Linked DNA regions of Homo sapiens: region 1 is linked to region 2. Evidence: read pairs that join two places in POLR2A ChIA-PET (ENCODE). Cell type or tissue: HepG2. All regions are shown on one strand. Each heading gives the region's core, and the rest is flanking DNA. Links, peaks and the distances in the headings are about the cores only. Region 1 holds the start of SAE1 (SUMO1 activating enzyme subunit 1). Region 2 overlaps SAE1 (SUMO1 activating enzyme subunit 1).

Region 1 (15,524 bases), core at 4,950-12,949, 60 kb before region 2:
TCATGCTTGTAACCCCAGCATTTTGGGAGGCCGAGGCAGAAAGATTGCTTGAGCCTAGAGGTTTGAGACCAGTAGGGCAACATAGTGAGTCCCTGTCTCTACAAAGAATAAAAAAATTAACAAACCATGGTGGCTCACGTCAGCAGTCCCAGCTACTTGGGAGGTTGAGGGAGGAGGATCACTTGAGTCCAGGAGGTGGAGGTTGCAGTGAGCTGGAAAACAAAACAAAACAAAACAAAACAAAAAACAGAAAAGAAAAGAAATAGCCCCTAAGTGGCCAGATGCGGAATCCCAGCGCTTTGGGAGGCCAAGGAGGGCGGATCATTTGAGGTCAGGAGTTCGAGACCAGCTTGACCTACATGTCAGACCCTGTCTCTACTAAAATACAAAAATTAGCTGGACGTGGTGGTGGGCACCTATAATCCCAGCTCCTCGGGAGGCTGAGGCAGGAGAATCGCTTGAATCCAGGAGGCGGAGGTTGCAGTCAGCCAAGATTGTGCCACTGCACTCTAGCCTGGGTGACACAGCCAGATTCCTTATCAAAAACAAACAAACAAACAAAAAATGCCCCTAACTGGGAACTGCTTAAATGTCCATAATAAAAGAAGACAGGGGCCAGGCACGGTGGCTGGTGGCTCATGCCTGTAATCCCAGTACTTTGGGATTCCTAGGTGGGCAGATCACTTGAGGTCAGGAGTTCGAGACCAGCCTGACCAACATGGTGAATATCCATTTCTACTAAAAATACAAAAAATTTAGCTGGGCGTCATGGGGCATGCCTGTAATCCCAGCTACTCGGGAGGCTGAGGCGTGAGAATCGCTTGAACCTGGGAGGTGGAGATTGCAGTGAGCTGAAATTGTGCCACTGCACTCCAGCCTGGGAGACAGAGTGAGACTCTGCCTTAAAAAAAAAAAAAAAAAAGAACAGTGTATTGTACTGCACGCACATATTTTGTGCATCTGCTGGGTTATAAGACCTAAATGGTAGAGTCATTTGCACCACATCCTGGACAGGCTAGAGAATCTCCTCTTGCTCTGGGCTCCACCGGCCTTACAGTTCACTTCGCTGATGAGTGAGAGCAGGTCTCCCGGCCATGATACAAGCTGCCCCCAAAATTCCAAAGGGCTTTTTCTTACCACCTTTTCCATCAAAGGATGGGGGTATAGGGGATGAAAGTTTCAGTAGCTTGCCCTGTGTTTAGGGAAAAAACAAAATTCTAACAAAACTCTTCTCCCGGACCTCCAAAATATCTCTGGGCTGGCAGGTCTCTGTATTTTTTTTTTTTTTATTGAACTTCCTTAAATGCACATAAGTCAGCTAATACTTCCATGGTACCTGTTTCTTTCTGCTCTTGGTACATCGATATTATTATTATTATAATTATTTAATTATTATGAAACAAGGTCTTGCTCTGTCGCCCAGGCTGGAGTACAGTGGCACAATCACAGATCACTGCAGCCTCCACCTCCTTGGCTCAAGTGATCCTCCAGCCTTAGCCTCCTAAGTAGCTGAGACCACAGGTGCACACCACCATGCCTGATAATTTTTTTTTTTTTTTTTTTTGGAGACGGAGTTGCCCTCTGTTGCCCAGGCTGGAGTGCAGTGGTGTGATCTCAGCTCACTGCAAGCTCCGCGTTCCGGGTTCACACCATTCTCCTGCCTCAGCCTCCTGAGTAGCTGGGATTACAGGCACCCGCCACCACTCCCGGCCAATTTTCTTTCTTTTTTTTTTTTTTTTGTATTTTAGTAGAGACGGGGTTTCACCATGTTAGCCAGGATGGTCTCGATCTCCTGACCTCATGATCCACCTGCCTCAGCCTCCCAAAGTGCTGGGATTACAGGTGTGAGCCACCGCGCCTGGCCCAATACCCGGCTAATTTTGTGTGTGTGTGTGACGCAGTCTCGCTCTGTCGCCCAGGCTGGAGTGCAGTGGCGCTATCTCTGCTTGCTGCAAGCTCTGCCTTCTGGCTTCATGCCATTCTCCTGCCTCAGCCTCCCGAGTAGCTGGGACTACAGGCACCCGCCACCACGCCCGGCTAATTTTTTTTTTTGTAATTTTAGTAGAGACGGGGTTTCACCGTGTTAGCCACGATGGTCTCAATCTCCTGACCTTGTGATCCGCCTGCCTCGGCTTCCCAAAGTGCTGGGATTACAGGCCTGAGCCACCGCGCCCGGCCAATTTTGTATTTTTAGTAGAGATGGGGTTTCACCATATTGTCCAGGCTGGTCTCAAACTCCTGACCTCGTGATCCGCCTGCCTCGGACTCCCAAAGTGCTGGGATTACAGGCATGAGCCACCACGCCCAGCCAGAATTTTTTCTTTTTTCTAGAGAAGGGGGTCTCCGTATGTTGCCCAGTCTGGTCTTGACCACCTGACCTTCATTGATTTTCCTACGTCGGCCTCCCAAAGTGGTGGGATTACAGGTGTGAGCCACTGCCACCGGCCAGTAATTATGCTGATGAAAGACCTGTTTTTTCTCCAGTTCCTGGGATGGCTCTAGGGAGGGTTATTTACACTGTGAGTGAGGAGGCATTCACAGAGAAGTTCCTCCAGAGTGTGGAAGAAGCACTACCATTTGGCACCAACGCCTGGAGAACAAAGGAGGAGACCATTGGCCAAAGAGAGGCATTTCCATTTTGTTGGAACCTGCTGACCACCAACCCATAGCATTTTTTCCCTTTCTTCCTTGCTAATCCAATCGCAGATTCATTGAGGAGGTGAGAGGTCCTGAGATCCAGGCTGGAAGAGGAGTGATTGGTCTACCTGGTTCTCAAGGGATAATGTTGCCCCCTAGAGGACATTTTGGAAATTATTAAGGAAAATTAACGACTGGTTTTTTGGTTGTCATCTGGTTCTCAAGGGAACAGTATTGCTTCCTTGGGAGAATTTGGAAACTTACCTTTTTTCATCGTCACAATGGTGAAGGGTTTGTTACTGGGATTAGAGGACAAGGACCAGACATGCCAAGATGTTCTACAATATAGCATTCCTAATTAATAATCACCTAATGAATAAAGCTCAGATAGCACTTAAAAAGTGGGGAAAGGACTGTTTATACTAAATTATGCTAAGCTGTAACACTGAACTATTCCAGTTCTTTTGAAATTGTTTACATAGCAAAATCATAGTTGACTCCTGGCCATTTAAGACTTATGCCACCACTCTTGGGATAGTGAAAATGTTTTGCAACTAGATTGAGGTGGTGATTGTATAATATGGTGAAAGTACTAAAAGCCACTAAATTGTGCACTTCAAAATGCTGCCTAATTTTATATTATGTGAATTTCACCTCAATAAAAATGTCTTTTTTTTTTTTTTTTTGAGAGGGAGTCTTGACCTGTTGCCAGGCTGGAGTGCAGTGGCGCAATCTCAGCTCACTGCAACCTCCACCTCTCAGGTTCAACCCATTCTCCTGCCTCAGCCTCGCAAGTAGCTGGGACTACAGGTATGCGCCACCACACCCAGCTAATTTTTTTGTATTTTTAGTAGAGACAGGGTTTCACCATGTTGACCAGCATGGTCTCAATCTCCTGACCTTGTGATCCACCTGCCTCGGCCTCCCAAAGTGCTGGGATTATAGGTGTGAGCCCCCGGGCCCAGCCAATAAAAATGTTTTTTTAAAAGGATGCATATTTCCAAACATGAGACTATACCATCACATTTAATTTTTCCCAGAAACTATAAAAAGTAGAAGTGAAGAGAGGAAAGGGAGACACTTTTAGACCTTCAATGAGTCTGCAAGTACAGGAGAAAATAATTTATGCAGCAATTAGCTTTATTTTCAGGGCTCTTTTTCTTTTCTTTTTTTTTTGTTGAGACGGAGTCTCGCTCTTTTGCCCAGGCCGGAGTGCAGTGGCGCTATCTTGGCTCAGTGCAAGCTCTGCCTCCTGGGTTCATACCATTTTCCTGCCTCAGCCTCCCGAGTAGCTGGGACTACAGGCACCCGCCACCATGCCCAGCTAATTTTTTGTATTTTTAGTAGACACGGGGTTTCACCGTGTTAGCCAGGATGGTCTCGATCTCCTGACCTCATGATCCGCCCGCCTCTGCCTCCCAAAGTGCTGGGATTACACGCGTGAGCCACCGCGCCTGGCCAACAAAGTGATCATTTTACAAGAGTTATGGCATAGTCACAGGTAAGAACCTGGGTCACTGGGTCACTCCCTAACCAATTACGAATTACTATATGCCATGGACCTTCAGGATTACTTTCTTTTTTGTTTTGTTTTTGTTTTTTTTTTTGAGACAGAGTCTCGCTCTGTCACCCAGACCGGGGTGCAGTGGCGCGATCTCAGCTCACTGCAACCTCTGCCTCCCGGATTCAAGCAATTCTCCTGCCTCAGCCTCCCGAGTAGCTGGGATTACAGGCATGTGCCACCACGCCTGGCTAATTTTTTTGTATTTTTAGTAGAGACCGGGTTTCACCATATTGGCCAGGCTGGTCTCGAACTCCTGACCTTGTGATCCACCCACCTTGACCTCCCAAAGTCCTGGGATTACAGGCGTGAGCCACCGCGCCCAGCCCAGGATTACTTTCTTTCTTTCTTTTGAGACAGAGTTTTGCTCTTGTTGCCCAGGCTGGAGTGCAATGGCACAATCTCGGATCACTGCAACCTCCACCTCTCAGGTTCAAGCGATTCTCCTGCCTCAGCCTCCCAAGTAGCTGGGATTACAGGCATGCGGCACCATGCCTAAAATTTTGTATTTTTAGTAGAGATGGGGTTTCTCCACTTTGGTCAGGATGGTCTCGAACTCCCGACCTCAGGTGATCCGCCCGCCTCGGCCTCCCAAAGTGCTGGTATTACAGGCATGAGCCACCGTGCCTGGCCTCTATTTTTCTTTCTATAATCCATGTACATTTTCCTTTAATAATATAAGGCAACTAAACAGCACTTTATTTTCAGAGGCTTATCTAAAAGATACTTGACACAGCCCTTTGCAGCTGGGTCATTCTCTGAATTCTAAATGTCGTTTCCTGCACAAAGTGGTTATTTGATCTTGTAACTGGCATTTTCCCCGGAGATTAGGAAGTGGCACACCAAAGTGCAAAAAACTTTGGAATCAGAACTTTAATTTTTAATCTTTATTTTATTTATTTATTTATTTTTGTGACAGAGTCTCGCTCTGTTGCCCAGGCTAGAGTGCAATGGCAAGATCTCCACTCACTACAAACTCCACCTCCCGGGTTCAAGTGATTCTCCGCCTTCAGCCTCCTGGGTAGCTGGGATCACAGGCGCACACCACCACACTCGGCTAATTTTTGTATTTTGAGTAGAGATGGGGTTTCACCATGTTGGCCAGGCTGGTCTCTAACTCCTGACCTCAGGTGATCCTCCCGTCCATGCCTCCCAAAGTGCTGGGATTACAGGTATGAGTCACTGTGCCCGGCCTAATTTTTATATTTTTTTGTAGAGACGGGGTCTGGCTGTGTTTGACAGCCTCAAACTCCTGGCCTCAAGTGATCCTCTCAAAGTGTTGGGATTACAGACATGAGCCACAGTGCCTGGCCTATTGAAAGCTTTTCCATCATAATAGGTCCTTCCCCCCAATGCTTGCAGCAAGTCAATAGTAGGAGACCCCAGGTTGCAGCAGAGAAAGAGGTTTAATCATAGGGGCCACTGAAAACCAAGAGAGGAGATGGAAGGAACCACGAATCCACTTCCCCAGGGAGTTCGGGGCTTTTTAAGGGTTTTGGAGTGGGTTGAAGTGTGGAGGTCATTGGTTGGTTGAAGTGTGCAGGGTGAAGTAATGAAACAGGGAGTTGAAGAAACTCTATTCTCCTGTCGATTTGGTTCCTCTGCGGGGTCTTCACACTGGTTGGTATCAGCTGTTTTGCTGGAATTCAGGATCTGAAAAATATCTTAAGCTTTTTTTTTTTTTTTTTTTTTTTTGAGACAAGGTCTGTTGTCCAGGCTGGAGTGCAGTGGTGCCATCATAGCTCATTGCAGCCTCTAACGCCTGGGCTCAAAGGATCCTTCCACCTTAGCCTCCCAAGTAGCTGGGATTACAGGCACGCACCACCACACCCAGCTAATTAAAAAATTTTTTTTTTTGTAGAGACAGGGGTCTTGTCATGTTGCCCAGGCTGGTCATGAACTCCTGACTTCAAGTGATTTTCCTATCTCAGTCTCCTAAAGCGCATGGATTACAGGCATGAGCCACCATGCCGGGCGCTAAGCAATTCTTATTATTTATTTATTTATTTATTTATTTATTTTTTTCTGAGACGGAGTCTTGCTCTGTTGCCCAGGCTGGAGTGCAGTGGCGCGAACTCGGCTCACTGCAAGCTCCATCTCCCAGGTTCATGCTATTCTCTTGCCTCAGCCTCCTCAGTAGCTGGGACTACATGCGCCTGCCACCACGCCCGGCTAATTTTTTGTAGTTTTAGTAGAGACAAGGTTTCACCATGTTAGCCAGGCTGATCTCGAACTCCTGACCTCGTGATCCGCCCACCTCTGCCTCCCAAAATGCTGGGATTACAGGCGTGAGCCACCACCTCCGGCCTAAGCAATTCTTAAATAAAAATCTATGATTCCGCCAGGCATGGTGGCTCACACCTGTAATCCGTGCACTTTGGGAGGCCGAGGCGGGTGGATCACAAGTTCAGGAGTTCGAGACCAGCCTGGCCAACATGGTGCAATCCCTGTCTCTACTAAAAATACAAAAGTTAGGTGGGCATGGTGGCTTTTTTTTTTTTTTTTTTAGACGGGAGTCTCTGTCATCCATGCTGGAGTGCAGTGGCAGGATCTTGGCTCACTGCAACCTCTGCCTCCCAGGTTCAAGCGATTCTCCGGCCTCAGCCTCCCAATTGGCTGAGACTACAGGCGTGTGCCACCACGCCCGGCTAATTTTTTAGTATTAGTAGAGATGGGGGTTTCACCATCTTGGCCGGGCTGGTCTCGAACTCCTGACTTCGTGATCTGCCCTCCCTGGCGTCCCAAAGTGCTGGGATTACAGGCATGAGCCACTGTGCCCTGCCAAAAAGCCTATGATTCTAACATCAGAAATCCTTCCACCTCAGCCTCCCACGTAGCTGGGACTATAGACTCAGTACCACCACACCAAGCTAATTTTTGTATTTTTAATAGAGATAGCGTTTCCCTATATTGACCACCTGGGGCCATCCCTGGTTTTTTTTTTTTTTCCCTTCCTTCCTTCCTTTCCCTCTCTCTTTCCCTCCCTCCTTCCTTCCTTTCTTTCTTTCTTTCTTTTTTTTTTTTTTTTACAGAGTCTTGCTCTGTTACCCAGGTTGGAGTGCAGAGGCATGATCTTGGCTTACTACAACCTCCGCCTCCCGGATTCAAGCAATTATCCTACCTCAGCCTTCCAAGTAGCTGGGACTACAAGTGTGAGCCACCATGCCCTGCTAATTTTTTTATTTTTACTAAAGACGGGATTTCACCACATTAGCCAGGCTGGTCTCCAACTCCTGATTTAAAGTAATCTGCCTGCCTTGGCCTTCCGAAGTGCTGAGATTACAGGTGCGAGTCACCGTGCCTGGCCTATTCCTGTTTTCTTAACGCTCCTCTCTCCCACTGGGCCGTGACTGCCTCTAAGGCAGAGATGTGTTCATTTTTATTATTATTGTATGTCCAGGGCTGGGCACAAAGTGCAACACATAGTAGGGACATGAAAGGCTGGGCACAGTGGCTCATGGTTGTAATCCCAGCACTTTGGGAGGCAGAGGCGGGAGGATGGCTTGAGGCCAGGAGTTGGAGACCAGCCTAGGCAACAGAGGGACCCCATCTCTATGAAAAAAAAAAAAAAAAATTGACAGTTCAATGTCACCTCTGATAAGCCTTCCCTGACCACCCCTGTTACTCTGTAGCCCCATGTCCTGCTTTATTTTTCTCCAAAGCATTTATCATCGCTGGGTTTATATTTATTTCTCTTCGGGCTTTTCTCACTGGATCGTAAACTCCATGAGGACAGGGCTTTGTCGATTTCACTCAATACCGTTATTTTACAACATCCCTATTGCTGGGATCTCAGTATGCACTCCTTAAATATTTGCAGAATTTAAGTGCCACATAAGTGACCACGTGGGCAACGCCCTCGGGGCCTTAAGCCGCGCCATTTTTGGGGCTAGGATTGGTTGGACCCTCCGTCACGTGACATGCAGTCGCCGGATCGCCTTTGAGTCTCGTGAGGTACTTTTGGTCCCAGGCTCCGCGGACGAGGTACTGCGCAGGCGTGGGAGGGTCTGCGCATGCGCAGAAGCACTCCGGGCGTGCTGCCGGCGGCGGTAGGTGGCGCGCGGGTCCGGCGGGCGGTTGGCTTGAGCGGGACCGGAGCTGAGGCAGGAAGAGCCGGCGCCATGGTGGAGAAGGAGGAGGCTGGCGGCGGCATTAGCGAGGAGGAGGCGGCACAGTATGACCGGCAGATCCGCCTGTGGGGACTGGAGGCCCAGAAACGGTCAGGGCCGGCGCGGCTTGAGGCCGCTAGGGTCTGGAGGGGGCGTCTATTCTGAGGCGTTTGCGGCCCGGAAGGAGCGGGAAGGTGTGATTTGAAGGGAGGAGGCGGGAATTCTGTGCTCTGGGATCGTCTCTCTCTTGGGGGGACTGGAGGAGTTGATTGGGGATGTTTCTGGAAGGTCTGGGAAGTGGTTGGGAGGGCCGTTCCGAAGGATGGGAGCTCTGAAGGGGGCGTTGGGGAGTCCTGAGAGAGCGGGAGAATTCAAACTCAGGAAATCCGAGGCCCGAAAGCGGTGATTGTGGGGTTTGATCGCGGTTAGGGGATAAGAGGGGCTGGGGATACGTGGAAAGGGTGAGGTGAGGGACGCAGTTCATTCATTCGAGGGTATGGGACCTGGTTCCGTGCTGCACACAGGGGAGACTGGACTGGCCAACCGGACAGACGGGAGCTTACACTCTTGTGGGAGCTCACGGGCGGGCCAGTCTGAGAGAATGCGGGTTTTGAGGAGTTTTGGAGCAAGTTATCTCAAATGGGAATCTTGAGAGGCTCGGAGAGGCTGGAGGGGGACGGCCGTAGGCTCCCGAAAAGGTTGCTTGTGTTTGGTATGGGGCTGTGTCTTGATAGGACAGGAGACGTAGTTTGGGCATTGTGGAGTAGCTTAGGGAATTCTTTTTTTTTTTTTTTTTTTTTTTGAGATAGTCTCTCTCTGTCGCCCAGGCTGGAGGGCAGTGGCGCGATCTCGGCTCACTGCAACCTCTGCCTCCCGGATTCAAGCGATTCTCCTAACTCAGCCTCCCGAGTAGCTGGGATTATAGGGGCCCGCCAGCACGCCCGGCTAATTTTTGTATTTTTAGTAGACACGGGGTTTCGCCATATTGACGAGACTGGTCTCGATCTCCTTACCTCAAGTGATCCACCCGCCTCGGCCTCCTGAAGTGCTGGGATTACAGGAGTGAGCCACCGCGCCAGGACGTCTTTTGTTTTGTGCAGTTGGGTGACCTCGGTTCACTGCAGCCTCTGGCCTCCCGGGTTCAAGACTTCCTCTCACCTCAGTCTTCTGAGTAGCTGGGATTACAGGCTCGCGCCACCATGCCTGGCTAATTTTTGTATTTTTAGTAGACATGGGTTTTCACCATGTTGGCCAGGCTGGTCTCAAACTCCGGACCTCAAGTGATCTGCCCGCCACAGCCTCCCAAAGTGGTTGGATTACAGACGTGAGCCACTGTGCCCAGCTTGTTTTTTTTTTTTTTCTTTCTCTGTGGCCCAGTGGAGTGCAGTGGTGGGATCACAGCTCACTGTAGCCTCAACCTCCAAGGCTCAAGGGATATTCCCTCTTCAGCCTCCCAAGTAGCTGGGACTACAGGCGTGCCCCACCACATCATCCGACTAATTTTTGTTTTTTTTTTTTTTTGTAGGATGGGGTTTTGCCATGTTGCCCAGACTGGTCTTGAACTCCCAAGCTCAAGCGATCCTCGGCCTCAAGAGATCTCCCCCCATCTCAGACTCCTAAAATGCTGGGATTACAGGCATGAGCTACCATGCCTGGCCTCATTGATCAATATTTTTACTTAGCCTGGACGCAGTGACTCACACCTGTAATCCCAGCACTTTGGGAAGCTGAGTTGGGGGGAGGGGACCTCTTGAGCCCAGGAGTTTGAGACTAGCCTGGGTAATGTTGCCAAACCCAGTCTCTACAAAAAAATACAAAAATTAGCCAGGCATGGTGACATAAGTTTATAGTCCCAGCTTGTCAGGAGACTGAGGTGGGAGCATCACCTGAGCCCCTGGGAGGTGGAGGTTGCAGTGAGCCATGATCACACCACTACACCCCAGCCTGGGTGACAGAGTGAGGCCCCGTCTCAAAAAAAAAAAAAAAATCCACAAGCGTGTGTATATGTGTCAGTTATTAAAGGATGGTGAAGTGAGAGGGTTGTTTTGATAGGTTGGCCAGGGAAGGGCTCTGAAGAGGTAACATTGAGCCTCAGACTTATATGGGAAAGAGCCCTGTGGTCATCTGGGAGAACTTTCCTAGCTAAGAGAACAGCAAGTGCAAATTCCCAGAGGCCCAGGCATGATTGTCAAATTAGAGAAATAAGGTGGCAGGAACCAAATGATTTGAGGAGTAGCTTTTATTCTAAGTGTGTGGGAAAACCTGTTGGAGTGTTTTGAGTGTGGGAGTAACATGATCTGTTTTTTGTTTGTTTTTTGAGACGGAGTCTTGCTCTGTGGCCCAGGCTGGAGTGCAATGGCACGATCTCGGCTCACTGCCATTGCAGTGAATCCGCCTCCCAGGTTCAAGCGATTCTCCTGCCTCACCTTCCTGAGTAGCTGGGACTATCGGCATGTGCCACAACACCCGGCTAATCTTGAGTATTTTTAGTAGAGACGGGGTTTCACCATGTTAGACAGGATAGTCTCGATCTCCTGACCTCGTGATCCGCCTGCCTTGGGCTCCCAAAGTGCTGTGATTACAGGCGTGAGCCACTGCGGCCTGGCCTGGTTTGTGTTTTAAAATGATCGCTCCAGAATAGGTTAAAGTGGTCAGAAATGGAAGTAAAGATTCTGGCTGGACTGTTGCAGTAATCCAGTTGAGATAAAAATATTGGTGGCTTGAAACTCAAGAGAAGGGGTCAAATAAATATATTCTGGATATATTTTGAAGGTAGAAGAGGGAACAGAATTTGGGGCAGAAGTCCAGGATGACACCACTGTTTTTGGCTTGAGCACCTACCTGGAACGATGGAATTGCCATTTTGAAAGATATGGAGAGCTGTAGGTTTGGTGGGGTCGGGGAAGAGTCAGTTCTCTTTTAGGTTTCAGATTTGTTTTTTTTGTTTGTTTTTTTTTTTTTTGAGACGGAGTCTCACTCTGTCGCCCAGGCTGGAGTGCAGTGGCATGGTCTCGGCTCACTGCAACCTCTGCCTCCCAGGTTCAAGCAATTCTCCTGCCTCAGCCTCCCGAGTAGCTGGGATTACAGGCGCCCGCCACCATGCCCAGCTAATTTTTGTATTTTTAGTAGAGACGGAGTTTCACCGTGTTGGTCAGGCTGGTGTTGAACCCCTGACCTCGTGATCCACCTGCCTCGGCCTCCCAAAGTGCTGGGATTACAGGTGTGAGCCACCATGCCCGGCCTCAGATTTGTTTTTTTATACAACTAAGTAGAAATATGTGAGGGGTTGAGTTCAGAGGTAAAATTTGGGTGATGGTGGGTATTGTGTGAGTACAGAGTATAGAATTAATGGAGGGGTTGGGGAGGCAGACACGTCAGGAGAATTTAGTTTGAGGGGGTGGGAGCTTTCAGAAGGTTTTAGAGGGTGCAGTGGTGGGATGGGAATTACCTCAGGCTCATTTCAGATCTGTGGGGTCTTCTTTGATGGGGTGGGGGGATGTCATCATGAGGCATTAACATTGGTGGGAGGGTTGAAGGCACCTGGAATAGATTGGGAATTAAGTGATGAGAATGTGCCTCTGGACATAGGTGGACTGCATTGATTTTAGGGACTGCTATTTTCTGGATGGAGTGGAAAGAGGATTTATGTGAGTTGGAGGAAACTTTGAGGAAGCTTGGTGTGTTCTGAGATCCTAAAGGGTTGGGGAGGGGATTCTAAGGTACTGGAAGGGTTAATCGAAGGGGTTTGCGGCAGCAGATAGCTTTGTTTGAAGTGGGGCAAAGTTGGTGAGGTTTAAACTGGAATGTAGTTAGGGAACTTTCAGAGGGATGGGGATGATTTTTCTGAGAAGCAGTGAAGAATGGATGGGGGCCTCTGAGTGGGAGATGACCTAAGGGACAAGTCAGGGTCAGGGCATGGAATTTGTGGGAGGTAGGAATTATTCTGAGGGAGTGGAGCTGTACCAAATTTGGTGGAGAACATGAAAAGGATTGGCTGGGGGTTGCAGGAGGGAGGGAAGAGGTTGTTTGTAATTTGTACTCTATTTTTAGACAGTCTTAGAGAGTTTATTAAAGTGTTTTTTGTCCATTTTCAGCCGAGGTTTTTAGAAATTAAAAATTTTTTTGTGTGAGTACATAGTAGGTGTATACATTTTGGGGGTATGTGAGATACTTTGATACAGGCATACAATGGGTAATAATCACATCAGGGTAAATGGGGTATCCACCACCTTAAGCACTTATCCTTTGTGTTACAAACAATCCAATTATATTCTTTTAGTTGCTTTGAAATGTACAACAAATTATTGTTGACTGTAGTCACCCTGTTATGCTATCAAATACTGTATCTTATTCATTGTATTTAATTATATTTTTGTATCCATTAGTCATCCCTCCTTCCCCTCCACCCCCCACTACCCTTCCTAGCCTCTGGTAACCCTCAGTCTACTATCTGCATGAGTTCAATTGTTTTAATTTTTTTAGTTCCCACAAATAAGTGACAGCGTGCAAAGTTTTCTTTCTGTGCCTGATTTATTTCACTTAACATAATAACATCCAGTGCCCTCCCTGTTGTTGTAAATGACAGGATCTCATTCCCTTTTTTTTGTAGACAGGGTCTCTCTGTCGCGCAGACTAGAGTGCAGTGGTGTGATCACAACTCACTTCAGCCTTGACTTCTTGGGCTCAGGTGATCCTCCCACCTCAGCCTCCCGGTAGTTGTGACTATAGCACGTGTCACAAGCCCAGCTAATATTTTAGTACAGGTGGGGTTTCACCAGGCTAGTCTCCAACTCCTGGGCTCAAATAATCCTCCTGCCTCCCTGCAAAGTGCTGGGATTAGAGGCGTGAACAGCAATGCCCAGCCTTTGTACCACAATTTCTATTTTTTTTTTTGAAACGGAGTCTCGCCGTGTCGCCTAGGCTGGAGTAGGCTGGAGTGCAGTGGCGCAGTCTTGGTTCACTGCAAGCTCCGCCTCCCAGGTTCACGCCATTCTCCTGCCTCAGCCTCCCTAGTAGCTGGGACTACAGGTGCCCGCCACCACGCCCGGCTAATTTCTGTATTTTTAGTAGAGACGGGGTTTCACCTTGTTGGCCAGGATGGTCTCAATCTCCTGACCTCGTGTACCACAATTTCTTTATCCATTTGTCTGTTGATAGACATATGGGTTGCTTTCAAATCTTGGCTATTGTGAAGAGTGCTGCAATAAACATGGGATTTATTGCAGTTTTTTTTCTTTTGAGACCGAGCCTCGCTCTGTTGCCCAGGCTAGAGGACAGTGGCACGATCTCAGCCCAGTACAATCTCCACCTCCCAGGTTCAAGCGATTCTCCTGCCTAAGCCTCCCAAGTAGCTGAGATTACAGGCACCTGCCACCACGCCCGGCTAATCTTTGTATTTTTTAGTAGAGATGGGGTTGCTGTGTTGGCCAGGCTGGTCTCAAACTCCTGGCTTCAGGTGATTGGCCCTCCTTGGCCCCCCAAAGTGTTGCAATTACAGGCGTGAGCCACCACACCCAGCCTGATTTATTTTCATTTGGGTATATACCTAGCAGTGGGATTGCATTTTTACCCGAGTCTTTTTTTTTTTTTTTTTTGAGACGGAGTTTCGCTCTTGTTACCCAGACTGGAGTATGGTGGCGTGATCTCAGCTCACCGCAACCCTTGCCTCCCAGGTTCAAGCAATTCTTCTGGTTCAGCCTCCCAAGTAGCTGGGATTACAGGCGTGTGCCACCATGCCCGGCTAATTTTGTATTTTAGTAGAGACGGGATTCCTCCATGTTGGTCAGGCTGTGAACTCCTGACCTCAGGTGATCCGCCCGCCTTGGCCTCCCAAAGTGCTGGGATTACAGGCATGAGCCACAGCCCCCGGCCTTCACCTGAGTCTTATAGCAGCTCTCTGGAGTCGGAAGGGCAGTGATTTCCTTCTCTGTTCAGATGAGGAAGGAGGCTCCACAGAGCAAATTGACTTGCCTCTAAGAGGGCTCTAGGTGGGATAGGAGGGTTCTAGGTGGGATAGGAGAACTCTGGAGACTGGAGTTCCTTTATGAAACAGAAGCCCTGGAAATGGGCAGGCTGATAAAATGTACAAATTGTGGGGCATTTTATAAGACAGTTATCCTACTTCTCTTCCAAAAGTCAGTTTCATGGGAAAAATAAGTGAAGGGACTGTTGTGGATTAAAAGAGAGTAAAGGCCGTCACAGTGACTCAGCCTGTAATCCCAGGACTTTGAGAGGCCGAGGTGGGTGGATCACCTGAGGTCAGGAGTTCGAGACTAGCCTGGCCAACATGGTGACCGTCTCTACTAAAAATACAAAAAAAATTAGCCAGGTGTGGTGGTGGGTGCTTGTAATCCCAACTACTTGGGAGGCTGAGGCAGGAGAATTGTTTGAATCCAGGAGGCAGAGGTTTTAGTGAGCCAAGGTCACACTATCGCACTCCAGCCTGGGTGACAAGAGCGAAACTCTGTCTCAAAAATAAATAAATAAAATAAAATAAAGTAAAGAAGCAGCTTCCTAGAGCAGATTTGGTTGCTTAAATTGAGGCCAAGTTTCTGGAGTTTTTATTGATAGTTGACAATTACAACTAAAATTTTTTTTTCTCGCTCTGTTACCCAGGCTGGAGTGCAGTGACGCAGTGACGTGATCTTCAGCTCACTGCAACCTCCACCTCCCGGGTTCAAGGGATTCTCCCGCCTCAGCCCCCAAGTAGCTGGGACCACAGGCGTATGCCATATCACTCAGCTAATTTTGTGTGTGCATGGCGTATGCCGTAACACTCAGCTGATTGTGTGTGTGTGTGTGTGTGTGTGTTGTTTTTTTTTTTTTTTTGTGATGGACTCTCACTCTGTCGCCCAGGCTGGAGTGCAGTGGCACAATCTTGGCTCACTGCAACCTCCGCCTCCTGAGTTCAAGCGATTCTCCTGCCTTAGCCTCTGGAGTAGCTCGGATTACAGGCGCGTGCCACCACACCTGGCTGATTTTTATATTTTTAGTAGAGACGGGGTTTTACCATGTTGGCCAGGCTGGTCTCAAACTCCTCACTTCAAGTGATCTGCCCACCTCGGCCTCCCAAAGTGCTGGGATTACAGGCGTGAGCCACTACACCCGGCCTATGTGTGTGTATTTTATTTTTTTATTTTTTTGAGACGGAATTTCTCTCTTGTTGCCCAGGCTGGAGTGCAATGGCGTGATCTAGACTCACTGCAACCTCTGCCTCC
Region 2 (15,524 bases), core at 3,673-11,672:
AGCAACCTGCCTTGCTTTTTTTCTTAGCAGGCCCACATCTCCCCCACTCCCCCACCCACTTGGCAGTAGCCTGTGTTTGAGCTGCTCACAGGCCCCAAGGCCCAGCTGCAATTCTTGTTTAAAGCCTCACATCTTTTCTCTGACTGTCAGACAACAGTCACGGGAATGTCCTGTGCCATCTTCCCTCGGCAAGAGGGGTTGGCAGAGAGCAGCAGATGCCTAGAGTCAAGGTCATGTGCTGCTCAAGTGCTGGGCTGGAGACAAGACCCTCTCTCCCTGCTGCTTGTGACCAGGCAGGGTGGCTCTGAATGTAGAGGGCTCTGTCAGAACAGTTCTGTGACCAGAGGGTGTGGTTGGCAAAGCAATGCATTAGGGGCCCATGGAAGTTTATTCTTGTTGTCCACATTATTTCCCTGTGACTTTTAGATTTTTTTTTCCTTTTTGTAAATTAGTTTTTTCATACTAGTTAGAATGTTTCACCTTAAAGGTGAGAGTCAAGCTCTGGAATCGCCTGACATTTTTAAGGAAAGGAATAGAATATTGGGCTGGGGCTAGTCTGAAATGGTGGTTTGTATTATTTTAAATTGATGGGCTCTGGGTTAGGGGAGCCAAATCCATTTTAAAGTGATTTTTGTAAAAATTGGCATGTCTTCTGTTTCTTCTCTTTTCCAAAGGTGACACTATAACGTAGAGGTTAAGAATGTGGTGACTTTTAAATCCGTCGTGACCATAAGCCTCTCCTAAGCCCCAGTTTTCCTACCACTAAAATGGGGGTGGTAACAGTTGTACCTACCTCATTCTGTCTTTTTTGTTTTTTGCTTGTTTGTTTGTTTTTTAGATGGAGTCTTGCTCTTGTCGCCCAGGCTGGAGTGCAATGGTGTGATTTTGGCTCATTGCAACCTCCACCTCCTGGGTTCAAGCGATTCTCCTGCCTCAACTTCCCGAGTAGCTGGGATGACAGGCACCCGCCACCATGCCCATTTAGTTTTTGTATTTTTAGTAGAGATGGGGTTTCACCACGTTGGCCAGGCTACTCTTGAACTCCTGACCTCAGGTGATCCACCCACCTCAGCCTCCCAAAGTGCTGGGATTACAGGCGTGAGCCACCACTGCCGGCCTCGTTCTGTCGTATTTTTTTACGTAGGAGAGCTCAGTCTGAATGTAGGATATGACATGGTTGTGGGGTTTTTTTTGTTTTTGTTTTGTTTTTGTTTTGTTTTGTTTTGTTTTGTTTTGTTTTGTTTTGTTTTTGAGACAGTCTCACTCTGTCCCCCAGGCTGGAGTGCAGTGGTGTGATAGCTCACTGAAACCTCTACCTCCCAAGTTCAAGCGATTCTCCTGCCTCAGCCCCCAAGTAGCTGGAATTACAGGTGCCCACCACCATGCCCAGCTAATTTTTGTAGTTTTAGTAGAGATGAGGTTTCACCATGTTGGCCAGGCTGCTCTCGAACTCCTGACCTCGGGTGATCCACCCGCCTCGGCCTTCCAAGTACTGGGATTATAGGCGTACTTGGAAGGTACCATGCCCGGCCATTATATGCTTTTTAAAAAAACCTAAATGTTGCAAAAAACATGTGTCTAAAATCTCTGTTTCAACATAGTTTTTTAATAGCCATGTAATATTCCATTCTGTCAATATGTCTTTATATGTGGTACAGACTGAGTGTCTAAATCCAAGAACCCAAAATCTGAATTTTTTTTTATTTTTCATTTTTATTTGTTTACTTATTTTTGAGACAGAGTCTTGCTCTGTCACCCAGGTTGGAGTGCGGTGGTGTGTCGGCTCACTGCGACCTCCACCTCCCAGGTTCAAGTGATTTTCCTGCCTCAGCTTCCCAAGTAGCTGGGATTACAGGTGCCCGCCACCATGCCTGGCTAATTTTTTGTATTTTTAGTGGACACGAGGTTTCACCGTGTTGGCCAGGCTGATCCTGAACTCCTGACCTCAAGTAATCCTCCCACCTCTGTCTACCAAAGTGCTGGGATTACAGGCTGAGCTACTGCGCCCAGCCTATTTTTGTTTTTTTGAGACAGAGTCTCACTGTGTCTCCCAGGCTAGAGTACAGTAGCCCCATCTCTGCTCACTGCAACCTCCGCCTCCTGGGTTCAAGTGATTCTCCTGCCTTAGTCTCCTGAGTACCTGGGATTACAGACGTGTGCCACCACACCCGGCTAATTTTTGTATTTTTAGTAGAGACAGGGTTTCACTATGTTGGCCAGCCTGATCTTGAACTACTGACCTCAAGTGATCCACCCATCTCAGCCTCCCAAAGTGCTGGGATTACAGGCATGAGCCACCGCACCAAGCCCCCAAAATCTGAAATGTTTTGAGTGCCGACATAACACTCAAAAAAATGCTTATTGGCCCCGGGCGTGGTGGCTCATGCCTGTAATCCCAGCACTTTGGGAGGCCTAGGTGGGTGGATCACCTGAGGTCAGGAGTTCAAGACCAGCCTGGCTAACATGGTGAAACCCCGTCTCTACTAAAAATACAAAAATTGACCAGGTGTAGTGGTGGGTGCCTGTAGTCCCAGCTACTAGGGAGGCTGAAGCAGGAGAATCACTTGAACCCAGGAGGCACAGCTTGCGGTGAGCCGAGATCCCGCCACTGCATTCCAGCCTGGGCAACAGAGAGAGACTCTGTCTCAAAAATAAAAATAAAAAAAAAATAATAAAAGCTCATTGGAGCATTTTGGATTTGGGATTCTTAGATTTGGGGTGCTCTATTGGTAAGTACAATGCAAATATTTCAAAATCTGAAAATACCCAAAATTCAAACACTTCTGCTCCCTGACATCCTGTGTAAACAACACTGCAGTGAACATTTATAGGTAATTCATTCAGCGGGTAAGGGTCAGGACCTTTTATAGGGATCCTTAATACCACATTTTTACATGGTTCATTGAGCATTCGTGCTCCCCTCTGCTGTGGGTGAGGGTGCAGGTCCCTCAGCCTTCTTGCTTGGGTTGAGTCATCCTGGTCTTTAATTTGGTAAGCAAAAAATGGCATCTTGTTTTTGAGCTCGTTTCTGAGAAAGTGCATGCTCCTTTTCCCCATCAACAACTTTCATCCGGCGCCTCGGAACCTCTTCAGTAGAGAGTGAGATGCAAATAGCGAGGCACAGCTTCTTTCCCTCTTCTGAGCTGATGCCTGGTGAGGTCATAGACTGGGTTTCATTGCAAAGACGAAAGCGTGGGCAGGACTTTTGGAGCACAAAAAGGGGCATTTCAGAGTAGTCTTCATGGGCGGCCACTCCAGAGGTGAAGTTTTCTAGAGAAAGACATGAAAGTACTGTGTGGCTGTGGCGACAGACAGAGGCTTACGAGCCTGCCCTCTAGAGACTGTGAGCTCCGCGTGTGAGGGCAAGGCCTGGGGCTGTCTGGGTCGCTTCTGGGTCCCCACCACAGCTAGCATAGGGTAGGGGTGGAGGGGGGGTGCTCAGGAAGTGATTTTTGAAGAGTGGATGACTGAATACATGCACACACATACTTTTAAGTTTCTGGGTTAAAGAGGAAAACAGAATGAGGTAAACAAAGGAAAGTAATGTGGAGGTGAACTGAGCAGATGGCAAGATGCCGTGAATGGTTAGAGGCCAGGAGAGCCAGAATCAGAGTGGCTTCCGTGAAGTGTCCCTACCTCCTCCCCCAGCCCAGCTATGTCACTCCTCTGAGCTTCACACCTATGGACTGTTCTGCACCCTAGCCCTCAGATGCAACGGTGAAAGTGGGACTCCTATTGGGTTTCCCTGTTGAGGACAGACATGGTGCCCTGTGTATCTGCTGCTGCTTTTTTCTTTTTTTCTTGCTGAGTATTCCATGTGTAGCATGTTTGTAACACTTGATAAGAAACAGAACCATCCCAGATAGCTTGAACACTTTTCAATTCAGTCAGTAACAGACCAGGTCTGCTTTGGATTTCCAGGAGCTTGTGTCACTTTATTTTTTTTCTGAGCCAGGGTCTCGCTTTGTCACCCAGCTGGAGTGCAGTGGTGCAATGTCAGCTCACCACAGCCTCTGCCTCCTGGGTTCAAGCAATTCTCGTACCTCAGCCTCCCAAGTAGCTGGGACTACAGGTGCCTGCCACAACACCCGGCTCATTTTTGTGTTTTTAGCAGAGACGGGGTTTCACCATGTTGGCCAGGCTGGTCTCAAACTCCTGACCTCAGTTGATCTGCTTGCCTTGGCCTCTCAAAGTGCTGGGATTACAGGCGTGAGCCACTGCACCCGGCCTCTGGATTGCCCGGCCTGTGTCACTTTGTCATGAGCCCTTCTCCCCTAGTTATCCTTTATTCTTCAAACAGGCTTCCTGTGTGACATATTTTTTGAGTGCCTGCTATGGGGCAAGCCCTGTGCCAGGTGTTCAGTATAGAGTAGTGACATCGCCTTTGCCCCACAGAGCATAAAAATCTAATGGAGGAGACAAGCCAGTCCTTGTGCTAGTTCATTTCCACAGGTGAATATAAAACCACAAACTGGGCAGGGCATGGTGGCTCACGCCTGTAATCCCAGCACTTTCAGAGGACAAGGCAGGTGGACAACTTGAGCTCAGGAGTTTGAGACCAGCCTGGGCAACATGGTGAGACCTCGTCTCTACAAAAAATAAAAAATGAACCACCAGGCATGGTGGTGCATGCCTGTAGTCCCAGCTATTTGGGAGGCTGAGGCAGGAGGATCACTTGAGTTCAGGAGGTCCAGGCAGCAATGAGCTGAGATTGTGCTGCTCATTCCAGCCTGGGTGACAGACTGAGGCCATGTCTCAAAAAAAAAAAAGAAAAAAATAATCACAAACTGTGAGTAAGGTATCTAAGGGAAAAAACTGTGCTGGGAGTGAATGTCAGGAGACAGGGAGATCTGAGGCAGTATCGTGTCCAGAGCCCACAGCTGAATTAATGGTAATGCAGGTAAATGAGCTACTGTGTGACACAGGTTACCACAGCAAGTGTATCGGCTTTTCTAGGGCGAGTGTGAGCTGGGTTTCTGGACTTTGCTTAAGAGCAGTGACAGACCTGGAAGATACTGCCCCAGGCACTCTTGGGTGCTTTACATGTATTGGTTCATTTAATCTTTAAACCCCACAAGTGCCCTTGGGATTCCCATTTTGCAGAGGAGGCTCAGGGTCCTTGTCACTTGCCCAAGGTCACAGTAAGTGGAAGAATAGGGAGTCTAGAGCTGTGCTCTTCGCTGCTGCCCTCCAGTTGGAAAGCTGTCCAGGCCAGGGACAGGCTTTGCAGAGAGAAGGTACAGAGGACGGGACAGGCAAATATTCAGAGACTATGAGGACTGAGGTGGTTCTGCCAACTGTGGAGGGCCTGGTCACTTGACAAGGCACCTCATTGCACCCCCCTGAGGCTCTCTCAAAGCCCCTTTTCGAGTTAGGACATTGTTATCTCCTGTGTAGTTTTTGTTGATTGCCCTCTGAAATGCTGTGAGAGGGTAGACCATCCATTCTGCCCTCGCCTGCCCAGCCCAGCACCTGGCACAGTCATTGCTCAGTGTATATTTATTGAATGAACAATTGACTGAATGTCAGGCCCAGGGCTTTGCCTTAGGAAACAGGCTGTTGGATAAGAGGTAGTACTACCATACTTTGCAATTTTTCTGGAAATTTATGTCACCTGGGAGTGGAGCAGATTACCAGGCTGTTTCCAGAGATAGCGACTCTCCATAAAGTGAGCCAACCTGGGGGCTGGGCGCAGTGGCTCACGCCTGTAACCCCAGCGCTTTGGGAGGCTGAGGCAGGCGGATCACGAGGTCAGGAATTTGAGACCAGCCTGACCAACATGGTGAAACCCCATCTCTACTAAAAAATATGTATATAAATGAGCCGGGCGTAGTGGTGCGTGCCTGTAATCCCAGCTACTCAGGAGGCTGAGGCAGTAGAATCGCTTGCACCTGGGAGGCGGAGGTTGCAGTGAGCAAAGATCGCGCCACTGCACTCCAGCCTGGGTGACAGAGCGAGACTCTGTCTTAAAACGAACAAACAAAAAAAACAAAAGTGAGCCAACCCTGGGGAGGAGTCTACGTTCAGCTGCAGGGAGCCAGGGAATTGGGGCCGAGGTGTCTGGCACAGAAAAGCTTTGGGCCTGTCTCAGGTAAATGAAGTTTTGATATAGATTCAACTCCCCTGCCCCCCACAATTGAACTGTTTTTGGGGGCCAGCAATTAGGGGCTAATTTGTGACAGTGACTTTATTTTCTTCCTACTAAAGTACTGGTTTATTCGGTGGCCTTGGTGATTAGATTTAGGCATAATAGTTAAATGTAATAGAAGTTTATGTAACAAACAGTGATTAATAATGTTGCTGTCCAGATTCCCGTTATAGCGCTAACCTGATGTTATGAACTGAGATTAAATTTGAATTTGAGTGCTTACATTATTTTGTAAAGGTGGTTGTATATTCACATATCCACAGTTTTTTCTATAAATAACGTGAAACCGTGCTTGGTTTCTCTTTTCCAAAGTTTGCCTTTTCCATTACATGGGCAAGTCCTGAACCTAAGCCGAGACACTAGTCCATCATCTCCAGCAATGAATGTCATCCCCCCAGACTTCAGCATCCTGAGTTAATTAAAAGGTGCAGATGAAGTTAATCAAGTTTGGAACTCTAATTTTGTGCAGTGTTTTGATACGATTTGATGAGTCATCTTTTGGTAGAGCACCTCTCTATCCCTGACAGTGTTTGATCTTAACGGAACAGTTTTATAATGTGTAAACTGGTGGGAGGTGCTCTTCAGAAATGCAGTCAACAGTGGTATGTGTGCGTGTTTGGCTCTTGGGGCGGGGCGGAAAGCAGAACAAAGGAGAATTTAATAAGCGAGAACTTGTCAGGGGCTAGGGTCAGTTCTGAGGCTGCTGCCTGTCAAGAACATGGCTTTCTTCCTGCCCCCCTCCACTGCTGCTAACTGGAGTCTGACCTTCGAGAAAGAGTGAAAAAAGACAGCTTCTGTTTGTTTTGCTGCAAGTAAGTGGCTGGACTGATTGGCCCCCTTCCCAGAGGCCCTGCAAGGACTTCAGATGTGGTCAGCGAGGTATGTGGATGGTGCCAGCCTGCCGGCCCTCGTCCAGCCAAACTGCACCAGGAACAGGCAAGGGTCCCAGAGAAACAGCGGGGTCAGCTGCTGCCGCCTTTGCTCCTGCTCTTAATGCTGTCCTATTTCTTCCTAAGAGGAAGCTGGTTTACTCTCTCAAGATTGATGGGCAAAGTTTTATATGACCACGGTCTCCACTTCTCACCCACTGAACTTACAGCTTGAAATTAACAGAGGCGAGGCCCATCTGGAAAAATGCATTTGACAAAAACTTGATCAAATGGGGGATCCCCTGAGGTGGGTGGCAAAGAACCAGACCACTTGGAATCCTAGGTGCTGTGTCCCTGTATGGACCTGCTGTTTCTTTTGGATTCCATTAGGGTTAAGAAGCACAAATTCTGAAGCTAGATTTGAGTTTACATTTCTGCTCCAGTACTTGGGAGTTACAGTGACCAAGTCATTTAATGTTTCTGAACTTCAGTTTCCTGATCTGTAAAGTAGGATGGGTAGGTTGGGCGTAGTGGGTCATGCCTATAATCCCAGCACTTTGGGAGGCTGAGGCAGGAGGATCACTTAAGGTCAGAAGTTCGAGACCAGCCTGGCCAACATAGTGAAGCCCCGTCACTAGTAAAAATACAAAAGTTATTTGGGCGTGGTTGTGGGCGTCTCCAGCCTGGGTGACAGAGTGAGACTCCATCTCAAAAAAAAAGAAGAAAAACAAAAACAAGTAAATAAATGAATAAAAATAAAGGAATCCAGCCATCTGTTAGTATAGCCAAAGCAGAGGATATTGCATCAAATGTTAAACGCTAGTCCTGTCAGTCACTCCTGAGAGAACAGGGCAACAAGACCCAGAAAGGGTATCAACACTGCCTGAGCAGATGGAGGCAAAGCTGTGCATGGGCTGCTTATAGGGCACAGTCTGAGGCCTTGCAGCAGTCACGTGGAAACTGAGGCTGCCTGCTTTCCAGGTGCAAGGTGATGGACAGTGGCAGGAACCCTGTGCTAGATGACTCTTGTGCGATCTTATTTCTTTGTTACTGGGACACAAGCACCAACTGTCACAAGGGACCAACAAGAGGAGGTGATTTTTTTTTTCAGCTGTTACCACAAAGCTTTTCATCTTTTGGTTTGAAAACATAGCTGTGGGAATAGGCCGGGCGCGGTGGCTCACACCTGTAATCCCAGCACTTTGGGAGGCCAAGGCGGGCCGATCACAAGGTCAGGAGATCGAGACCATCCTGGCTAACACGGTGAAACCCCGTCTATACTAAAAATACAAAAATTAGCCGGGCGTGGTGATGGCCGCCTGTAGTCCCAGCTACTCGGGAGGCTGAGGCAGGAGAATGGCGTGAACCCGGGAGGCGGAGCTTGCAGTGAGCCGAGATCGCGCCACCGCACTCCAGCCTGGGCAACAGAGCGAGACTCTGTCTCAAAAAAAAAAAAAGAAAAAAGAGAGAGAAAGAAAATATAGCTTTGGGAGCACCAAAGCCCAAAGCGTTATAGTGCCTACTATGTGTCAGGCACTATACTAAACATTTCACATGGCTTAGCACTCATGTGATCTTCACGATAACCTGGTGAGCGGGTAATTATTATCACCCTTCCTACTGGTTTGTTGTTGTTGTTGTTGTCGTCGTTGTTGTTTTGAGACAGAGTCTCGCTCTGTCACCCAGGCTAGATTGCAGTGGCACGATACCGGCTCACTGCAACCTCTGCCTCCTGGGTTTGAGCGACTCCTGCCTCAGGCTCCCGAGTAGCTGGGATTAAAAGCGTCCGCCACCATGCCCAGCTAATTTTTGTATTTTTAATAGAGATGGGGTTTTATCATCTTGGCCAGGCTGGTCTTGAACCCCTGACCTCGTGATCCACCCGCCTTGGCCTCCCAAAGTGCTGGGATTACAGGCATCAGCCACCATGCCCGGCTACTTAATTTATTTTTTGAGACAGCCTCTCTCTGTAGCCCAGACTGGAGTGCAGCGGTGTGATTTCGGCTCACCGCAACCTCTGAATCCTGGGTTCAAGCAATTCTACTGCCTCAGCCTCCCAAGTACTTGATTATAGGCACCCACCACACTTTCGGCTAATTTTCCTATTTTTAGTAGAGATGGGGTTTCACCATGTTGGCCAGGCTGGTCTCAAACTCCTGACCTCAAGTGATCTGCCCACCTTAGCCTCCCAAAGTGCTGGGGTTACAGGTGTGAGCCACTGCACCTGGCCTCCTTTATTTTATGGGACATTTTTTGAAAAGAGGCTTGGTCCAAACAGGCAGTACTTGCCACTTCTGCAGTCATTTCTCTACCCTGCCCCAAAATGGTTACTCAGTTGCATTTATTTACTACAATCGGAATACCAGCAGGACATCTACAAAAGTAGAAGTATTGGGTGGTAGCAGATCAGTGCTCTCTGGCATCCAGATCGTCTAGATGGTCACAGCCTTTTTTTTTTTTTTTTTGGAGACAGAGTCTTGCTCTGTCGCCCAGGCTGGAGTGCAGTGGCACAATCTCGGCTCACTGCAACCTCCACCTCCCGGGTTCAAGAGATTCTCCTGCCTCAGCCTCCCGAGTAGCTGAGATTACAGGCACCCACCACCATGCACGGCTAATTTTTTTGGTATTTTTAGTAGAGATGGGGTTTCGCTGTGTTGGCCAGGCTGGTCTTGAACTCCTGACCTCAGGTGATCCACCTGCCTCAGCCTCTGAAAGTGCTGGGATTACAGGCATGAGCCACCACACCTGGCCAATTGTTACAGCTTTGAGTTGACTGCCAAGTGTTGAGGTAGCATTGAGGGTTGCAGAAGCTGTGTTCTTGAAAAAGAGAAGAGAGTAACATTCTCAGAAAGCAAACAGTATTCAGAAGAGTCAATGGGTGTTCTGGAGCTTTTTTCTTTTCTTTCCTTTTTTTTTTTAAAGAAATTACCAGCTGGGTGCTGTGGCTCACGCCTGTAATTCCAGCACTTTGGGGGGCCAAGGTGGGAGGATCACCTGAGGTCAGGAACTTGAGACCAGGAATTTTTCTATTTTTAGTGAAACCCCATCTCTACTAAAAATACAAAAAATTAGCTGGGTGTGGCTGCAGGCACCTGTAATCCCCAGTTACTTGGCAGGTTGAGGCAGGAGAATGGCTTGAACCCGGGAGGTGGAGGTTGCATTGAGCCGAGATCACGCCATTGCACTCCAGCCTGGGCAACAGAGCAAGATTGTCTCAAAAAAAAAAAAAAAGAAAGAAAAGAAAAAGAAAAAGAAATTACCTCTTCTCTGATATGCAGAGCCCCGTCTATACTGGACAGGTGGAAGTTACCAGAGAAATACAGGCCAGGGGCCTTTGTCTGACATTGGCACTGAGAAAAGCATAGCCCAGAAGCAGGGTGTGTCTTTTTTTTTTACCTGGGCATCTGTGGTTTGAGATCTTCTTGGAACACTTTATAACCCATTTCTGAACGTCTCCCAGGCTTCAGTGGAGCCACCTGTTGTAGCTTCTAAAACTGTGTCCTCCTCAGTTGTTCTCCCACCCATTGCCTTCACAGATGCAGAGACCAAGATTCACTCACTCGCCATTGGACCTTTAGCACCCAGGTCTGTCTGGCACAAAGTAAGTGCCAGGCTGGTGGAGTGAATGAATTCTACTTAGAGAATGGCCCTCAACACAGGCTGCTCATTACCAAAACTATTTGGTCTTTAAAAAGTGTGACTCTGATGCTTCAGTCTGGGGTGGGTACCAAATACTTGTATTTTTTAAAGAGCCTCACAGCAACTTGAATTTACCTTAATTTTTATGTAGGAACCCTTGTCCTGGTAGAGAGTATAATTTGCTGAATAAGTCTACTTTTTCAATCAACATATACGGAAGAGATATCAATGAAAGAACTGACAAACTGTAAAGCCCCCTCTCCAGGTGTAAAGCACTCAGGGCTTGGGCCTAGAAGCTGATCCATGTCTCTGTGTCTGTTCTGAAATAGCCTGTGTGATGTGGGAGAAAGAGTATTGTCCTTAGAGACAAGGCTCGAGACTGGCTGTGCCCTTTCCTTGGGCAGTATGTAGGGAACAAGAATGCCTGCCCGCCCGCAGGCAGGTTACCTGTGGACAAGGTGTAGTGGGCAGTTAGAAGGTGTTGGTATGTTAATCAGTCTTTTTTTTTTTTTTTTTTTTGAGATGGAGTTACGCTCTATCGCACAGGCAAAGTGCAGTGGCGCGATCTCAGCTCACTGCAACCTCCCAGGTTCAAGTGATTCTTCTGCTTCAGCCTCCCAAGTACCTGGGACTACAGGCGTGCGCCACCACGCCTGGCTAATTTATGTATTTTTTTAGTAGAGACGGGGTTTCACCATGTTGGCCAGGCTGGTCTCTAACTTCTGACCTCGTGATCTGCCTGCCTCGGCCTCCCAAAGTGCTGGGATTACAGACGTTACAGACGTGAGCCACCACACCTGGCCAGTCTTTTTTTTTTTTTTTCTGAGATGAAGTCTCACTCTGTTGCCCAGGCTGGAGTTCAGTGGCACGATCTCGGCTCACTGCAACCTCTGCCTCCCGGGTTCAAGCGATTCTCCTGCCTCAGCCTCCTGACTAAGTGGGACTACAGGTGCCTGCCACCACGCCTGGCTAATTTTTGTATTTTTAGTAGAGACCGGGTTTCACCATGTTGGCCAGGTTGGTCTCGAACTCCTGACCTCAGATGATCCACCCGCCTTGGCCTCCCAAAATGCTTGGATTACAGGCGTGAGCCACTGCACCCAGCCTAATTAGTCTTTTGCTCCTATTTGTCTTTATTTGGGATAAAAGTTATAGCCTTGTTGGGGTCTTCTTACACAGTAGTTCTGACTCACAGCCATCATCTGAACCTTTCCTCTGGTTCACAACCAAAATTAAACATCCATTTATGGGGATTGAGATAGTTTTCATAGTAAAGGAAGTTTTGTTTGTAATGACCTTCCTGTTTGATGGGTCTAAGTATATGGCTGGCCCTTCTGGCTAAAGCAGGCTTTAAACTGGTCCTGCCTAGAATGTGTACCTCCCACTCCTTATCATCTCTCTTCTAGGTCCCTTCCCCTTTCCCTTTCCCTTCCCCTTCCCCTTCGCTTCTTCCTTCCCTTTGTTCCTTTTCCTTTCCTTTTTTTCTTCTTTTTTTTTTTTTTTTTTTGACAGGGTCTCACTCTGTCACCCAGGCTGGAGTGCAGTGATGAGATCTCTGCTCATGTAGCCTTGACCTTCTGGGCTCAAGTGATCTTCTGCCTTGGCCTCCTTAGTAGCTGGGACTACAGGCACCACCATACTTGGCTAAATTTTTTTTTTTTTTTTGGTAGCAGTGAGGTCTCACTATGTTGCCCAGGATTATCTCAAACTCCTGGGCTCAAGCGATCCTCACGCCTTGGCCCCCCAAAGTGTTGGGATTGCAGATGTGTGCCATCACACTCTGCCTCTTCCGGGTCTTTTTTTTTTTTTTTTTCCCAGACGGAGTCTCGCTCTGTTGCCCAGGCTGGAGTGCAGTGGCACGATCTTGGCTCACTGCAACCTCTGCCTCCTGGGTTCAAGCGATTCTCCTGCCTCAGCCTTCCGAGTAGCTGGGATTATAGGTGCCTGGCTAATTTTTTTTATATTTTTAGTAGAGACGGGGTTTCACCATGTTGGTCAGGCTGGTCTCAAACTCCTGACCTCGTGATCCTCCCACCTCGGCCTCCCAAAGTGCTGGGATTACAGGCGTGAGCCACCGCGCCTGGCTTTTTTTTTTTTTTTTTTTTTTTTTTTTTTTTTTAATTTTACTTTTTTGAGACGGAGTCTCACTCTGTCACCCAGGCTAGATTGCAGTGGCACAATCTTGGTTCACTGCAACTTCCGCCTGCTGGATTCAAGTGATTCTCCTGCTTCAGTCTCCCAAGTAGCTGGGACTACAGGCACGTGTCACCACACCTGGCTAATTTTTGTATTTTTAGTAGAGACAGGGTTTCACTATGTTGGCCAGGCTGGTCTCGAACTCCTGACCTTGTGATCCACCTGCCTCGGCCTCCCAAAGTGCTGGGGTTACAGCTGTGAGCCACCGCACCCGGCTCTTCCAGGTCTTAATAGAGCCTTTTTCCTCTACTGAAAGCTTCCACTGCTTTCTGCCCCCTTCAAACTCATATATACTTCATTGAATTGTTTCCTCGGGGAAGCCTTCCTGATACCACCCTACAGAGGGTGTCAGACGCCCTATTATGCTGTCACAGCACTTTTCACAGTAAGGTAAATTGCTTTTATAATTATTGGATTGCCTCTCTGACTATGTTTGTTGAATAAATAAAAAAAGGTGGCCAGGTGCCGTGGCTCACACCTGTAATCCCAGCACTTTGGGAGGCCGAGGCGGGCGGATCACGAGGTCAGGAGTTTGAGACAAGCCTGACCAACATGGTGAAAACCCGTCTCTACTAAATATACAAAAATTAGCCAGGCATGGTGGTTCGTGCCTGTAGTCCTAGCTACTCAGGAGGCTGAGGCAGAAGAATCACTTGAACCCGGGAGGCAGAGGTTGCAGTGAGCCAAGATTGTGCCATTGCACTCCAGCCTGGGCGACAGTGTGAGCCTCCATCTCCAAAAAAAAAAAAAAGTGGCTTTATAACCTGCCTTCTTTTTCTTATTCCCAGTGCTCTTAAAGTTCCGTACAGATAAAGGAAGAGATCCCAGTTCTGATACATATGAGGAAGATTCTGAGTTGTTGCTCCAGATACGAAATGATGTGCTTGACTCACTGGGTATTAGTCCTGACCTGCTTCCTGAGGACTTTGTCAGGTTGGTGTCAGTATTTATCACTGTTTAGTCTGGACAGATAAAGTTTGTTTTCAGGATTTGCCTTAATTTGACAAGCTCTTTTATTAGAAACCCTTCAGAGAGCACCCTGCCACATTCTGCTCGCTCCTGTAGACTTCTGCCTCTCCACTAGAATAGCAATATATAAAAAATAAAGAGGGGACAGATTCTGATTTTTACAATAAGTATCTTATATTCACGTGGTTCAAAATTCAAGGCAATGTAAGATCTGTAAACATTATTCTCTACCTTTTTTCACTTTATGTGATCTTGTTATCTCTTGGGGACATCTCCAGATCAGTACATAGTTTGCTCCCTCTTTTCCACAGCTCCTTAGTATTCTAGAGTGTGAAGCGATGGAGTTTATTGAACCAGTTGCCTGCTCACTCAAGTTGTGTTCAGGCTTTTCTAACTGCGTAACACTGCAGTGTGTGACCTTGTGTCGTACGTGTGCAGGTACAACTGCAGGATAATTAGGAGGAAGGGAGTTGCTGGGTCAGAAGGTTGTAATTTATCATTTGGTCAGCATTGCCACCTTGCCTCCATTGGTATCCTATCAATTCATACCCCCAGCAGCAAAACCACCCATGTTCCCAGCATCCTCTCACTTGGACACTCCATGCTTTCACCTTACGTGACTACCTTTTTGCTCTCATAAACAGGCTTAGGATTTGATTGGAGAAGACCACATAGTGACTAGGTCACAATCTCTCTCTCTCTTTTTTTTTTTTGAGACAGAGTTTTGCTCTTGTTGCCCAGGCTGGAGTGCAATGGCACAATCTCAACTCACCGCAACTTCTGCCGCCTGGGTCCAAGCGATTCTCCTAACTCAGCCTTTTGAGTAGCTGGGATTACAGGTGCCTGCCACCACGCCCAGCTAATTTTTTTTGTATTTTTAGTAGAGATGGGGTTTTCCATGTTGGCCAGGCAGGTCTTGAACTCTTGACCTCAGGTGATCCGCCTACCTTGGCCTCCCAAAGTGCTGAGATTACAGGCATGAGCCACCACGCGCTCCATCCACATCTCCTTCCAAGCAGCTCTGGGATCATGTACACACCCTAATTCCCTTTCCATGTCTTGAGAGGCTTCCTAAACTCGGCTTTGCAGTGCCTCCAGCTTGTAGCAGTGATAATGATGGCTGCAGTTTACTGAGCAGCTGTTATGTACTAGGCATCAGGTAGTAAGTAGCCAACCCAGATCCCACCCCAGGTATCATTACAGTGCTTGCTCTAGTAGCAGCATGCTACCTTGGTTTCTTATCAACAGTAAGGTCTGCCAGAGTCCCTAGTCCTTTCTTTGTTGACTTCCTGCTGGGAACTTCAGGTGAGCAACAGCAAACCCCACTCCATTTAGGGCCAGCAGTGGTCTTTGAAGCACCTGTGGTGCCCTGACCCAAAAAGCCATGATTGTCCTGGTACAGTGGCTCACACCTATAATCCCAGCACTTTGGGAGGTTGAGGCAGGCAGATTGCTTTGAGCTTAGGAGTTTGAGGCCAACCTTGACAACATGGTGAAACCCTGTCTCTACAAAAAATAGAAAAATTAACTGGGCATCGATGACTGGTGCTTGTAGTCTCAGCTACTCTGGAGGCTGAGGCTAGAGCATCGCTTGAGCCCAGGAAAGCAGAGGTTGCAGTGAACCAAGATTGCACCACTGCATTCCAGCCTGGGTGACAGAGAGAGACCGTGTCTCAATACATATAGCGTAAGGCTGGGCGCGG

The links. Peaks named below come from ENCODE experiments on the same cell type or tissue, not always from the same donor. Only the 100,000 strongest peaks of a DNase experiment are listed, where the experiment ranks them.
Region 1: POLR2A ChIA-PET joins it to region 2 with 21 read pairs; 20 of 35 experiments call an interaction of 5 or more read pairs at or near these places.

The regions. Positions count from the first base shown.
Region 1 is chr19:47,122,612-47,138,135 of GRCh38, forward strand. It overlaps SAE1 (SUMO1 activating enzyme subunit 1), which reads left to right and starts at 8,224. Exons shown (of 9, transcript NM_005500.3): 1 at 8,224-8,417. The coding sequence starts at 8,320. RefSeq lists enhancers at 7,998-8,612, 8,305-8,544, 12,716-13,486, 13,487-14,256. In HepG2, for the core only: a CTCF peak has its summit at 8,259 (motif pointing right); a DNase peak (open chromatin) is centred at 8,130; H3K4me3 peaks cover 2,914 bases.
Region 2 is chr19:47,183,593-47,199,116 of GRCh38, forward strand. It overlaps SAE1 (SUMO1 activating enzyme subunit 1), which reads left to right. Exons shown (of 9, transcript NM_005500.3): 7 at 13,641-13,785. Among named protein-coding and RNA genes, the nearest start is that of MIR3190, 36 kb to the right of the region's middle. RefSeq lists enhancers at 3,161-3,430, 5,498-6,264. In HepG2, for the core only: no CTCF peak of the experiment used is centred there; DNase peaks (open chromatin) are centred at 5,999 and 6,879; H3K4me3 peaks cover 1,622 bases.